Linked DNA regions of Homo sapiens: region 1 is linked to region 2. Evidence: chromatin loops called from intact Hi-C (ENCODE). Cell type or tissue: psoas muscle. All regions are shown on one strand. Each heading gives the region's core, and the rest is flanking DNA. Links, peaks and the distances in the headings are about the cores only.

Region 1 (3,929 bases), core at 955-3,454, 120 kb after region 2:
GAGAATGCAGACAGAGACATCTCTGTGGGCTTCAGCATTCTGCCTTTGTTCAACCCAGCAGTACCTGGGAGTGGGCGGTGGGCAGTGGTGGGAGGACCCATCACTCCTTCAAAGCATGAAGCAGTTTCTTCAGATAAAGGTCCTAAAATTTCACAATAGTGTTTTAAGAGCACAGGTTGTCTAGCTTCTTCTTTGCCTCAGTTCAAGGTGTTTCTTTTTTTAATTAATTTACTTTTTTTGAGACGGAGTCTCACTCTGTTGCCCAGGCTGGAGTGCAGTGGCACAATCTTGGCTCACCAGAACCTCTACCTCCCAGGTTCAAGCGATTCTCCTGCCTTAGCCTCCTGAGCAGCTGGGACTACAGGCACGTGCCACCACACCTGGCTAATTTTTGTATTTTTAGTAGAGACGGGGTTTCACTATATTGGCCAGGCTGGTCTCAAACTCCTGACCTCATGATCTGCCCACCTTGGCTTCCCAAAGTGCAGGGATTACAGGCGTGAACCACCGCACCCAGCCTAGTTCAAGGTGTTTCTAAGCAAACCAATAATCAAGTGCAGCTGGGTCTACCTCTGAGTCTAGTAGTTCCTGTTGTTTGGCATTTTTCAGATGGACTCGGTCAGGAGAAGAGAACCACTCTACAGCTGGGAATCTCAGATCAAAGCTTCCCAACCTCAAAGTCCATCCAGTGATGATTTGCTCTGTATATCCTCACGCAAACAGGGAGTTGTGGGGAGCTCAGGGAGATGCATGTGGGTGTATACCCCCGACACCATGACCTCTGCTCTGGCCATCTTATTATCTCATACTGCTCAGAGCATACTGTGCCTTCTCTCAAGCCCCAGACCACACAAGCTGTTCTCTCTGTCTGGAATGTTCTTCTTCACCAAGCACAATTTTACATCTTCCTTAAGTCTCCCTTCAAACAATGCCTTCTATAGACCACATTCTCGGGGCCCCTTAGACTAAACCAATCACCCTCTCCTCTGTGCTCTGGGGCTCTGTGTGTCCACCTCTGCGGTTGCACTCACCACATTGTGGCATGGGGTCTTACAGTCTTGGGGACCATGCCATGGCCCTTCCACAGAACTGAGACAGGGCTCAGAATGGGGAGAGGGTTAGGTACATCTGTGTTGAATAAATTCATGCATGCATCTGTCACAATTTGCAGGGCGTTTTCATAGAGCAGATTTTAATTCATTTATAAAGCAGATTGTATTTATTTATATAATAGGTGCAAAATCCAAAAGGTAGGACAGATGTATTGTGCCAAGCCTATGGTCCATCTCCATCCTCTAACCACCCAGTTCCCCTCTCTGAAATCAGTATCTGAATCCTATTTTGTATGCATCCTTCCGGAGGGTCCCTACTAACATAAAGGTACATGTATTTCTTATATCCCTTTTGCACAAATTATAGCATCTTGCTTTTTTACATTTTACTTTTTAATATGCCTTGTAGATCCTTCAATATCAGCCCATTGAGAGTTGCCTTATTTTTATTTTTATTTTTTTGTTTCATTAGCTGCATAGTTTTATTCCACTATAAGGGTGCTTCATGATTAGCCAGTCTTCTAAGGCTGTTTCTAATTCTTTGGTAATTCTTTGCTGGCATGGATAACCTTGTGCATTTATCAACAGTGCTTATTTTTTTTTTTTTTTTTTGATTTGGAGTCTTGCTTTGTCACTCAGGCTGGAGTGCAGTGGTGTGATCTCGGCTTACTGCAACCTCTGCCTCCCGGGTTCAAGTGATTCTCCTGCCTCGGCCTCCTGAGTAGGTGGGACTACAGGTGCTCACCACCACGCCTGGCTAATTTTTTGTATTTTTAGTAGAGACAGGGTTTCACCGTGTTGGCCAGGATGGTCTTGATCTCTTGACCTCGTGATCCACCAGCCTCGGCCTCCCAAAGTTCTGGGATTACTGGCGGGAGCCACCATACCCGGCCAACAGTGCTTAATTTTAAGAAATTATTTTCAAATGGTAGACTTTCAGGCTTCAGTAAGGTAGGCAGTGTGACTTTCCTGGCACTGTTCTCATAACTGCTAATTGGTTTATTCAACACTTGTTTCAATCCCTCTCTAGCGTGCTGAGACTGAAGAGCTGGCAAATATGTTTCCCAGGCATCTTTTGCAGGTAGATTCAGGGTGTGGCCTTAGGATCCACCAAGCAGCTGTAGTCAGGTAAGATTTGGATTTGGATCTAAGTCACTGAGCAGAGAGGTGGAGTGTGTGGACATTTACTTGGCCAGTGGGTGTCACTGCAGGAGTGCTAGCTCTGTTGCTAACAGCTGTTGGTGGCAGATGTCAGATACCGCAGCTTCCTGGTTGCAGGGGAGGCCGCAGCTCCTTAGGCGGCCCGATTCTGTGCTGTAATTTTGGGAGCCAATCCTGGAAGTTCAGTTTAATGCCTAGCATCTCAAACTGTTGTCCACAGATCAGGAGTAGAATCCCAGGCACCAGCCCACTCCTAAAGAATCAGCTACACCCCCAGGTGATTCACACACCCAGTCAAGGTTGAGAAGTACTGGCCTAGACTATACTGGAGCTCTGCCAAGGCTCTAATTAGAATCACCTGGGAAGCTTTGACCACTGCAGGTGCCAAGGCCACACCCCAGATTAAGTCATAATCTCTAAGGGTGGTGCCTGGGCATCAGCATTTTTAAAACTTCCCAGGTGATTCCAGTATGTAGCCAAGGTTGCGACCCATTGGCCTGGAGTAATAGCTCTGAATCTTGGTTATACACTAGAATTACTTGGACCTTTAAAAAAAATACTACAAATTCTGATTTAATTGGCTTGAACAAAGACATGAGCATTTTATTTTTGTAAGCTCTCTTGGCAATTCTAATGTAAAGCAAGGGTTGAGAACTATTCGTCTAGATTTGTTTCTTCAGCCTTCTTCACTGTTTTTACCTCTTAATAAAGACCCTTGTGTTTAAATCCACTAGAGTGAATTCTGTGGTCTGTAATTAAGAACCTTTGCATCATATGAGAAGTCACCTGTTTGAGCTGCACTGGAACTTGGGCTGGCTTATGTTGGCTTTAGTTACCTTGGAACAAATAATATAATTTAATTTAAAAGGGCTTTTGAGAAAACCCATTGAGAAGAATCAATCAGGAAACCACTTTCTGATGAACTGACTAAGAAGGATGGGTTAGAAAGGAGGCAGGCAGGGCCAGAAACACAATGAGCCATGTCTGAAGATCAAGGAGGGTGGGGGTGGAGGGCTGCAGAACTTTGGTGAAAGGGAAGAGTGTTACCTAACTAGACCCGTGAGTATAAAAACAAGGGCCCATCCAGCCAAACAGCTAAACAGATGAAAGCTTCATATTTCTTTTGGGTGGATTCCTGGTTGTGCAGTGACCTCTGGGAGGAGAAGTCAAGGAGTTTGGGGCTTGGAGGAAGGGCCAAGAGGGACAGGGGTTTTTGTCCTTTGCCAATATGGCCCTCCTTCCTCTCTGTGTTCTCTCATCTTTTGGCTTGTAGTTCAGGACCTGCCTGCATCCCCTGCTCTGGTTTCTAAGCAATAGCTGGTGACTTCTTCCCAACATTTGAACTTGCCTTCACAGTGCCCCCAGTCCTTAGGGTGGCTAGTTAGCAGATGCCTGACTAAGCATTATTAATATCCAGGCCCTGTGGCTGCCTCGGGGGTTCACAATAGGAGCTCACAGGCTAATGAAGAGGCGATTGCAAGGCAGTCTGAAAAGTGCTATAACAAAAGCATAGGGTGTGTATGGCATTGAGGAAGGGTTGTCAGTCATGGCAGTTCACAGAGAAGGTAAACAATTAGGTGTGTATATTATAGAGGTGAGCCACAAAGGGTCAGAAATGATCAGGAGAGACAAGTGCAAGCAGGGGACATGACAGATGCAGGAATGCATGACTATAGGCTCCTTGAAGGCAGCGAGGGCTCATGCATTTATCGATAC
Region 2 (3,929 bases), core at 902-3,401:
AGATTATAGGATAATGTGTGTAAAGCATGTAGCTGGGTGCCTGACACTTGTTAATTCAATAAATGTTATCAATAATGGTGACAGTGCAGTCATGATCCCTGTCAAGGAACTCAGAAAGCAGGAGAATACTGAGCTAAGCTCCAGAAACTACACTATGAGTGCAGCGGTCAGGGAAGACTTTATCCTGGTGATGGGGCTAGAGCTGGACCCTGAAAACAGGGTGGATTTTTATTTATTATTATTATCATTATTTGAGACGGAGTCTTGCTCTGTCGCCCAGGCTGGAGTGCAATGGCGCAATCTTGGCTCACTGCAACCTCCATCTCCCGGGTTCAAGTAATTCTCCTGCCTCAGCCTCCCGAGTAGCTGGGATTACAGGCACACGCCACCATGTCCAGCTAATTTTTTATTTTTAGTACAGACGGGGTTTCACCAGGTTGGCCAGGCTGGTCTGCAAACTACAGGGTGGATTTTTAAATCATTCATTTAAACATTTATCAAGTACCTATTATGCCCTGGAAACTGTGCTAAGCACTATGATACAAGATGAATGAGGCATGGTCCCGGCGCCTAGGAGCGCACACACTAGTAAAGGGTTCAGAGAGCTTGAAAAATAAAGGCAAGTGTTCCTTGTGCCTTCCTGTAAGAATCCAGTATTGTATAACACATTGAAGAGAGACAGAAAACAGCTGAAGCAAGAATAATAATGAACTGCGGGCGTTATGACCAGAAGTCTGAACTGAGGGATGCAGAATGTTCTCTTCCACCTGGGAGGGGTGAACTAGAAAGGGCTTCAGGGAGGAAGTGATGGGGAAGAGATCAGCCATTTTGTTTTGGGGAGTAGCAGAGGTGGCTGTGGGTGTAGTGTGTGCAAGGCGAGAAAGAGAGAGGCCTGAGCTAAGGGGGTTCAGGATGGGAGAAAGGAGAGAAAGCATAAAGACAGGGCAAGGCCAGGTGCTGGATGAGCCAGAAAGGCTCATGGAGCGTGGGCTGGTTAGGAGGTGAGAGACTCTGGAAGGTTTTAGTGGACGGGAGAGTCGTGATAAAAAGCCATGGTTTACAGCAACTGTTTCCTTAGTAGTGAGCAGGATGTTGTGGCCTAGGAGAGAGGGAGGAAGGAGGGAGTTAGGAGGCTAGGGGGAGGCTAGGGGTGTATTTGGAGTGGGGGAGGTAGAGAAGGCAATTACAGAACATCAGAACTGTAGCAAACTTAGAGGTCCTCTTGTCTAAGCCCTCATCTTAATAAGAGGAAACTGAAGCCTAGAGAGGAGTAGGGGTCAGAGTTGGCCTCCAAGCCAGGACAATCTCAAGTTTCAAAGCCCTGGGGCTTCCCACCTCCTGTGCCCTGGAAGGCAGGCAAGAGCAGGACAAGGACAAAAGCTACAGGATGGGGAAGGGACGGACCTTGCGCTGCGCAGCCCAGGGAGCCTGCAGCAGGGGGGGAGCCCCTCCCTGCTCCTACACCCTTCTCTTCCTCCCCTACCTCGGGCCAGGTTCCTGTCCTGCCAGCGCAGCCCCGCAGCGGCCATCCTGGAGTTGTTTGAGGAGCAGAACGGCAGCCTGCAGGAGCTGCACTACCTCATGACCGTCATGGAGCGGCTAGACTGCGCCTCCGCCATCCAGAACTACCTGAGTGGGACACACGGCGGCAGCCCAGGCCCCGAGCGCGGGGGCGCCCGGGATAACCAGGGCCTGGAGCTGGACGAGAAGCTCTGAGCGCCCAGCGGGCAGGGCCGGAGGAGGTGTAGGGGCGAGAGGGGTTGTTCTCCTACGCCTAAGAGGAACACAGCAGCTGTTCCTGGCTGTGCCCACCACCCTTCCCAGAACCCTCGGACGGTGCCAGGGCCGCCCGCGTCCTCGCCAGCCTCCCAGCAGCAGGCGCGCCCTTCCGGCCGCGAGCTGTCCCGCGTGCGGGTCCCCTCCTGGCCGGCAGAGGGCGCAGGAGCCCAGGAGATGGCCTCAGCGTGGCCAGCCTGCCAAACTGACCAGGGGACGGCCACGGTCCCCGCGTGCACTTTAGGGCCGGTCAGGCCCTAAAGTATTCACTGAGCACTTAGGAAGACCGGGCATTGGGCTGGTGTCATGAAGAATACTGGAATATAGGAGGTAGGGTCTGGAGCCCTGACAAGCACACAGTTCTTTTGCAGGAGTCAAGATGTGCTCATAGGAGCCAAGGGCAAACTCGAAAACAGCCCTGCCCTGTGGTTAGGGGAGGTGGGTGTGGCTTTAGGAGTTGAGAGGGGAAGAGCTGAGTGCGGGCTGGAGCAGCGAGAATGCTTCACGGAGGATGTTGGGGAGAGAGGATTTGATTTGCCGAGTGGTTTGGAGATCTTTAGGGGCGGGTAGGGGAAGAGGGTGGCTGGACTTAAGGTAGGAGCCGAAAGTGGGCATGGGAGCCCATCCCCGTGGGTGTGAGGCCGGGGTAGGACCAGGCTTCCCGGCTAGGCACGCCTGGCTGGCTGCCTCTGCCTCTACTAACTTCCTTTGTCTCTTTATCCTCCTGCTTAGGCCGTGTCTTCCTCTCTCTCTGCCATTTTCTCTATCAGAAAACATTAAAGCTGAGTAGAAACTTCAAGATGATCATTCTGGCCCAGCCCTTTTATCTCTTTATCTCCAATGGTGTGCGTTTTAAGTTTCTCTGACTTGGTTTTTCTGTCCCTGTCTCCCACAGTTGTTCCCGCTCTGCACCTGTGTTTCAGTTACTCTCTCTCTCTGTCTTAGATCTTTTTGTTTCTGCCTAGTCTCTGTGCCCTGTCTTTGTGTGTTTCTTTCTCTGCCTGAAACCCTCCCTCTTTTCCCTTCAGGCATATGTCTCTAAACCAATGTTATGTATCAAAGACTGTTGAAAGAGACAGGGCTACTCTAGGAATGGATGGGTGGGGATATTTTCCCCATGGATCAAGATCCAGTTTAGGGTTGGGAAATAAAGGATAGGGATAAAAGAGGCACCCCATTCAGTCAGCAGATACTTATTCAGCACCTACTATGTGTTTGATACTGTATACAAAAGACATGAATGGGCTGGGTCCTGAACAGAGAATAAAGGGTTTGACTCCATTCTGGAAATTCTTTTGTTTGCAAACAGGTGTTGTTAATTTGTTCAAAGGCAGGCAAACAATCTCTCTGGCAACACAATTTTCTTCTGTATTTAATTAAAAAATATTAAAGCTTTTTTTCTATGATGAATGATAAAATATGAAAATTGCCTTCCTTTGTTACTAACTATATTTTGCTCAGATTGGCAAATTTGGATGTGAGTATGAATGATTTTATTTGGTAAAATTGTACCTATGGGGATGGGTTGGAGGGAAGCATTTTGTAGATTGTGCTTCCAGTATGAAAATTACCTGGGTCCCGCATGGTAAGTCAGGGAGGTTCCCTTCCTTTTCTGTTAGATGCAAGCCTTCAGAAGCAGGCCTTTCCATCCCTTCCCTGTTCCCCTATCCCCACCAGTCCTCTCCTACCCTTCTCATCTGTCCTCCTTACCCCATCGGGTGCTGCCAGTCACGCCAGATTAGTGCCCCGGACTTTTCCCCCTTCACTTAGCTCAGGATTGAACTGTGCAGTAGCCCGGCACTGTTTAGCCAAAGACATCATTGTGTTCCTTCCTACCCTGGAAAAAATCATTTTAAGAGTTTCACATCTACTGGAGTTGCAAATAGAAGCCACACAGATTCCAGTGATGGGAATAGAATGCTTTCTGGCCCCAACTCCAATTTCTCAAAATGCGTTTCCAGTGCTGGCAAAGGGAGGCTTGGAAATCCTGGGGTAGATGCAGGCCAAGTGATTCCTATAAGGCAGACACTTCCTTTCTCACATCAAACCCATTTGGCATGTTATGTATTGGCACCTAATGCTGAGAGATGGTGTGCCCCAGTGAGCATCAGGAGACTTAACATTTAGCCCTGACTCATACTAACTAGAACAGC

Evidence for each region. A loop is a pair of places that touch in the nucleus more often than their neighbours do. Peaks named below come from ENCODE experiments on the same cell type or tissue, not always from the same donor. Only the 100,000 strongest peaks of a DNase experiment are listed, where the experiment ranks them.
Region 1: it touches region 2 in a loop (2.6-fold over the local background); 5 of 110 quality-filtered maps call a loop at or near these places.

Annotation. Positions count from the first base shown.
Region 1 is chr6:40,910,867-40,914,795 of GRCh38, reverse strand. The region is part of intron 1 of LOC101929555 (a long non-coding RNA gene); the gene reads left to right. Among named protein-coding and RNA genes, the nearest start is that of UNC5CL, 130 kb to the left of the region's middle. In psoas muscle, for the core only: a CTCF peak has its summit at 2,249 (motif pointing right); a DNase peak (open chromatin) is centred at 2,275; H3K27ac peaks cover 414 bases.
Region 2 is chr6:41,026,160-41,030,088 of GRCh38, reverse strand. UNC5CL (unc-5 family C-terminal like) reads left to right here. Exons shown (of 9, transcript NM_173561.3): 9 at 1,494-3,194. The coding sequence ends at 1,716. Among named protein-coding and RNA genes, the nearest start is that of UNC5CL, 11 kb to the left of the region's middle. RefSeq lists a silencer at 1,791-1,900 and enhancers at 2,041-2,240, 2,311-2,380. In psoas muscle, for the core only: a CTCF peak has its summit at 1,921 (motif pointing right); a DNase peak (open chromatin) is centred at 1,928; H3K4me3 peaks cover 2,340 bases; H3K27ac peaks cover 2,056 bases.